Linked DNA regions of Homo sapiens: region 2 is linked to region 1. A link is a loop called in an ENCODE intact Hi-C map of the cell type or tissue named here. Cell type or tissue: IMR-90. All regions are shown on one strand. Links, peaks and the distances in the headings refer to the core of each region. The heading gives the core; the rest is flanking DNA. Region 1 overlaps CAMTA1 (calmodulin binding transcription activator 1). Region 2 overlaps CAMTA1 (calmodulin binding transcription activator 1).

Region 1 (2,915 bases), core at 160-2,659:
AGGTCTGGAGACGGGAAGTCTGAGATCAAGATGCCAGCCAGTTCCATTCTTGGTGAGGGCTCCCTTCCTGGCCTACAGACGGCCACCTTCTCACTGTGTCCTCACAAAGCAGGGAGAGAGCTCTAGTATCTTCCTCTTCTTTTTTCTTTGTTTTGGTAGAGATGGGGTCTCCCTGTGTTGCCCAGGCTGGTCTCAAACTCCTGACTTCAAGCAATCCTCCTGCCTCAGCTGCCCAAAATGCTGGGATTACAAGTGTGAGCCACCACACCAGGCCCCTCTTCCTCTTCTTATAAGGGCACTAATCCTATCATGGGGCCCCACCCTCACAACTTCACCTAAACCTAATTCCCTCCCAAAGACCCCATCTCCAAAGACTATCACACTGGGGTTAAGGCTTCAGCACATGGATTCTGGAGAAACACAGATATTCAGTCCATGGAAGATGGTGTGTCTCCTTTTTTTTTTTTTTTTTTTTTTTTTTTTTTAAGAAAAAATTCAAATGTCAGGAGAGAGCACAGACACAGTCCCCCACTACCACAAATGATGCAGTGAGTTTCCCACATTTGGGGAAATCACAAGGGTCAACACATCTGGCGCACAATGGATAAGCCTCACCCTGGGAGTACCACCTTCAGGATCCTGGTATATCTCCCGTGCCAGGTAAGCATGGCGGGTCCCTTCTTGATAGAGACCTACTCGCATATACACAATGTAACAGCCACCAGATCACACTCACCCCTGGCAGCAGAATGGCAACGCTCCCTCCCATATGCCACAATAGTAAAAGGCTCGTTGAGTCCAACCGTAAACACAGAAACGGAAAACACGCCAGTATTTGGCTGAAGTGTCTATGAAAAAGGGCTGGCTGAACAGATGCCGGTGTAAACAAGCTTACAGGGGAGACACTTCACCTTCGTAAGAGAGCAGACCTTTTAAAGATATCCTCAAGATTCTTTTATGGTACAATTAACATGAAAAGATGGTGTTCATAACAGGCTTGAGTTACAATTGTACTTGAAATTGATATAACTGCACACGTCTCCTAAAATGCCACGTAAGGGACTTCCAGGTCGCCAAGGTAATGATAGCCACAAAAACTCAAATCTCCCAACGCATCCTCTGAAAACTACACAGATCAACAAGAAGAACAAAAACAACCACACAAATCCCACACACCTTTCACACGACTGGAAAAAAGAGACACTATAAACATCAAATTAACAAATTCTTGAGTTCCCACCCAGAACTTTTATAAAGAGCAAGAGGATAAGATGGGTCCAAAAGCCAATGAAGGCAGACGTCGAGCATGGAGAGTTTAGGAATAAATTACAATTACCTGAAGAAAGAGAAAGTACATCCTACAGGGAAGAAAATACCAAAAATGAATCCAGATAGACCAGAATATGGACTAGAAGGAAGTGATTTAAAGGTAGGCAGGGGCAGCATTGGCAAATGTGCAGGGGAGGGAGGGAGAAGCCAGATGTGGGCATTTAGGATTCTGCAAAACAAAAAATAATGATACATCCAAGGACCCTCAACTCCTCCCGCCCCTCCCCCAAAAACCAGTCATAAAGAAACTGCACTTCGCTGCACTGACAGAAGAGGGAGCTCTTGAACTAAAAATCACACGAACCACTCAATGTGGCGATGTAAGTGGTCTTCATCTGTAGAAGACTATGAAAGAAAAAAAACTAAAATGAGAATACGACACTTACCCCAAAATCCCAACCATAAGGTGGAGGGGGAGGAACTGTGTCATAACACTACAAACTGAATTAAAAACCTCAACGATGCATTTGAAAAATATCCTCAACGCTTGTAAATGAAAAGATCAAATAACTTACTATAAGGGCAACAGAGACAGTTGTCAGCCTTCTCAAAAACAACTTAGAAGGTGGGGCAAGGATGGAGCAGCAGTTTCATAAAACTCAAAGATTTTATATCTAGCGAAGCAGACCCTCAAAAATCAGAGGTACAGAATAAGAGTTTAAAATATGGGAGAATTGAGTGATGTACCCACAGGCGCCTCTGAAGGAATCTTCTAGAAAATTAACTTCATCCAACCAGGAGATGACTAGGGACTCTTTGGCAAAGGAACTTATGGGGAACATTTAATATATTTAATTATGGACCTAAATTAAGTGTGTAACTAAGGTTAAGAGAATCATACATAGATTATATATGTTTTGTCAACTACAAAATGATAGGAAACAAAAAAAGGAAAGACAAAACCAGAATAAGCTCAGTGATGCTTGTATAAGCAACAGGTAGGAGTCAAGAGACTCCATTAACAACTGAAAGACCAAATGGTAAAAGTTAGTAAGAGACTAAAGGGATTTTTAAAGGTAATGAGTACAAAGGTACCCATTAGACTAAAAATGAGAATTTCTTATATATAAAAAGAAATTAAATGAGTATAGAAAATGCATCATGTAGAAAGACAAGTACAGCAAGTAGAACATAATACACATTGCATTTATTATATAAGATATTATACATATTGGACATATAAATAAAAGTGAATGGGTTTACTTATGAAAATAAAAAAATTTTCAATTTGGCTTAAAAAGAAAGATCCAACTATATGTTATATATAAGAGGCATACTTTTAAAAAGAGTGTATTAGTTTGTTCTCACACTGCTATAAAGAACTGCCCGAGACTGGGTAATTTATAAAAGGAAAGAGGTTCAACTGGCTCACAGTTCCACATGGTTGGAGAGGCCTCAGGAAACTTACAATCATGGCAGAAGAGGATGCAAACACTTCCTTCTTCACATGGCGACAGGAGAGAGAAGTGCCGAGCAAAGGGGGAGAAGCCCCTTATAAAACGATCAGATCTCGTGAGGACTCACTATCATGAAAACAGTATGGGGGAAACTGTCCCCATGATTTAATTTTCTCCACCTGGTCCCAC
Region 2 (2,915 bases), core at 179-2,678, 330 kb after region 1:
ATTGTAATTGCTTGAGAAGTAGCTATGAGATGGCAAAAACGCCTAGTTGAAATACTGATGAAAACTGACTACCCCATGTTTCCTTAGGCTGCACAACTCATTAGCTGTACAAGCAGGGAAAATATTTAGGTGTTAAGATCCCGGAAGATCACAGAAGGCTATTCTAATGTCAAATGACCACAGACACAGGGCAAGCTAAAACCAGAAGGATGGTTTGGAAGCAAATGCCAACACATCTACAATGGAATTCAGGGACTGAGCGCAAACATTTCTGTCTTAGCAAAGTGGTAAATAGGCATTTAAGCCAAATTTGATCCAAGTTCACAGAGATTATATATATGAAAACTCATCAGGGAAACTCAACAGTATAAAAGTGGGGATTGCACAAGAAACCAGGTAAGGGATCTATGGGCACTCCAAACTATCTTAGCAACTTCATTATAAATATGGGATTATTGTCAAATGAAGTTCCTTTTTAATGACCTTCTAATCAAGGTGGGGAGGCTTGCCTTTGAGGAAGGAAAGAGAAATGTCTTTAGCAGCAGTCTGCATAGGTCAATGTGTCAGGACTCTCAGACACATCATCTCACATCATCCTCACAACTCTCTCTTGACACAGGTTCAAAAGACAGCTTAGAATCTGTGACTATTTCACAGCTAAAGAAACTCATGAAAGAGTGACTTTCTTGAGGTCCCACAACTTTTCAGAGTGATGACAGGATTCAGTTTTTGGTCTGCCTAAAGAGTACAGAATCTGGCCAAGCAGGCTGGGCAGGGTGGCTCATCACCTATAATCCTAGCATTTGGGGAGGAAAGCAGGAAAACTGCTTGAGGCCAAGAGTTCCAAGACCAGCCTGGGCAAAATAGCAAGACCTCGACTCCACAGAAAAATTAAGAAATCAGCTGGGCATGGTGGCCCCCACCTGTGGTCCTAGCTACTCAGGAAGCTAAGGCAGGAGGATCACTTGAGCTCAGGAGGTCAAGGCTGCAATAAGCTGTGATCATACCACTGCACTCCCTCCAGCCTGGGCAATAGAGTGAGACTTCACCTCAACAAAAAAAAAAAAAGAAAACTGTCCAAGAGCCTAAGTGGGCAAGGTGGGCTGCCCTCCAGGGAAGACCAAAATGGGAAACAAAGGCCTATCAAAGACTAACCCACTGAAGGCCCACCCCAAGCTGTGCCAGTCAGTCACTCAAAGGCCATCAGGGAGCCTTCCTTCCTTAACCCAGGAAGTGACATGGTCTGCTCTTCAAAAGGAGCTAAGAGATGCATCCAAAAATGGATGTCCTGGTTCCTCATGGGAAATCTCAACATTGGTAATCCCTTCTTATATCAAGTCCACCTGGAAATTCCCTCACAACCTAAGCTGCTGAAGACTTGCTATAAAGCTGGTACTGAGTCAATGCCAGGGCCATGGCTTAATGGAGTAGGAAACTGACGAGCACTGAACACATGAAAAAATATGAAATTACAGGGCCAGTCATAAACTGGCTTCTCTTCAGCAGAGCCTCCGGAAGGCTCCTGGGTCAGAGTCCCTCTCTGCCTGACGTCCTCTGTGTGCCACCAGAGGGCACTAACTCATGGAACTGCTCTTTAAAATCAGGTCACACACAAACTGCAGGAATGTTGAATGAAAACTAGCCTTCAAATCAATGAAGTGCTAACTATGTAATTTTGACAGTGGCTTTAAGCATTTGCTGGTCAAAATTTTCAATTTAATTCTACAAAACTTAAAGGTACACACATGCAGCAGCAGAAAATACTAAAAACAGTAAGCTGATCAAACCTTCAGATTTATGAAAATAACATATAAAACAAATAAAATAAAACTAAGAGTGATGCATGTGCTCCTGCATCTCTGGTCACAGGGGTTGTCGTATGGATAACCCATCCCAGCATCTTCTACACACACACAATATAAGAGCGCCAAGAAAAACATGCTGATTTCTCCTTTGCTTTAAAAAGCCACTCTTCATTGAATTACAAGTGGACATTAACCATAATAAAACTACAGTACCATTTATTAAGCATGATTAAAACATGATTTAATCTTCTGTGCTAGAATCCTCGTAAGACAAGCAGCAGACACTGACGAGTGCGCACTGCGGCCTAGCTTGCTGTTCTAAGCACATCCCACTTACTTTACTCCCCACATCCCTCTGAGCAGCGATACAATTCCATTTCAGTAAAAAGTTAGTTCGACCTTGCATTTCTTGAATGCAATCAAGAATTTTTCTTTACATCTGTATCCTCTGCTTATGATTTATTTGCCATGAAACTATAAATACAGATTTGTGAGTTCTGCCTCATTAACTGCTTTCTACATTTATTTCTTCACCTCAGAAAATTCATACTTGTTATACTTTCATAAGAGTGTAAGATTATATAATCAAAATAATTCAGCAATCAGTTGAATAAAAAATGCATCATGACCAAAGGTTTTTTCGTTTTATTTTGCTTTGTGGTATGTAAAAAATTTAGCCTTTGCTTTTATTTAAAAGGAACTGAAACAGCTTTAATGGTTTGATCAGAAATATTGGTTACTTCTCTATGCAAAATAAAACTCAAGTTCAATTGGACATTGGTTTTCCTGATTTTAGTTGATTTCCCTCAGTGTGTAATAAATAACTGAAGTTTACACTGAAATGAACAAAATCTGACAAATAAGCTATACCTAAAAAGAAGTTTCAGTTCTTTAAACAATTCGTTACAAGTTAGTGCTACAAATAAACTCACCTTGAGGTAACAGCCTACATCACAGGATACTGTCTCCTTGGTTTTGTTTCTGTTCTTTGCTTAAAAAAAAAAAAGAAAGAAAAAAAGAAAAACTTCCTCAAAGGTTTTTAAGAACAATATTGGTATTCTGGCCTATGCCAACACACAACGAATAAAGACGGGGTAACCATGGCATCTG

Evidence for each region. A loop is a pair of places that touch in the nucleus more often than their neighbours do. Peaks named below come from ENCODE experiments on the same cell type or tissue, not always from the same donor. Only the 100,000 strongest peaks of a DNase experiment are listed, where the experiment ranks them.
Region 2: it touches region 1 in a loop (2.8-fold over the local background); 6 of 110 quality-filtered maps call a loop at or near these places.

The regions. Positions count from the first base shown.
Region 1 is chr1:7,217,113-7,220,027 of GRCh38, reverse strand. The region is part of intron 4 of CAMTA1 (calmodulin binding transcription activator 1); the gene reads right to left. It also overlaps the pseudogene RNU1-8P. Among named protein-coding and RNA genes, the nearest start is that of CAMTA1-IT1, 150 kb to the left of the region's middle. In IMR-90, for the core only: a CTCF peak has its summit at 1,592 (motif pointing right); a DNase peak (open chromatin) is centred at 1,627.
Region 2 is chr1:6,888,722-6,891,636 of GRCh38, reverse strand. The region is part of intron 3 of CAMTA1 (calmodulin binding transcription activator 1); the gene reads right to left. Among named protein-coding and RNA genes, the nearest start is that of CAMTA1, 100 kb to the right of the region's middle. In IMR-90, for the core only: a CTCF peak has its summit at 1,564 (motif pointing right); a DNase peak (open chromatin) is centred at 1,566.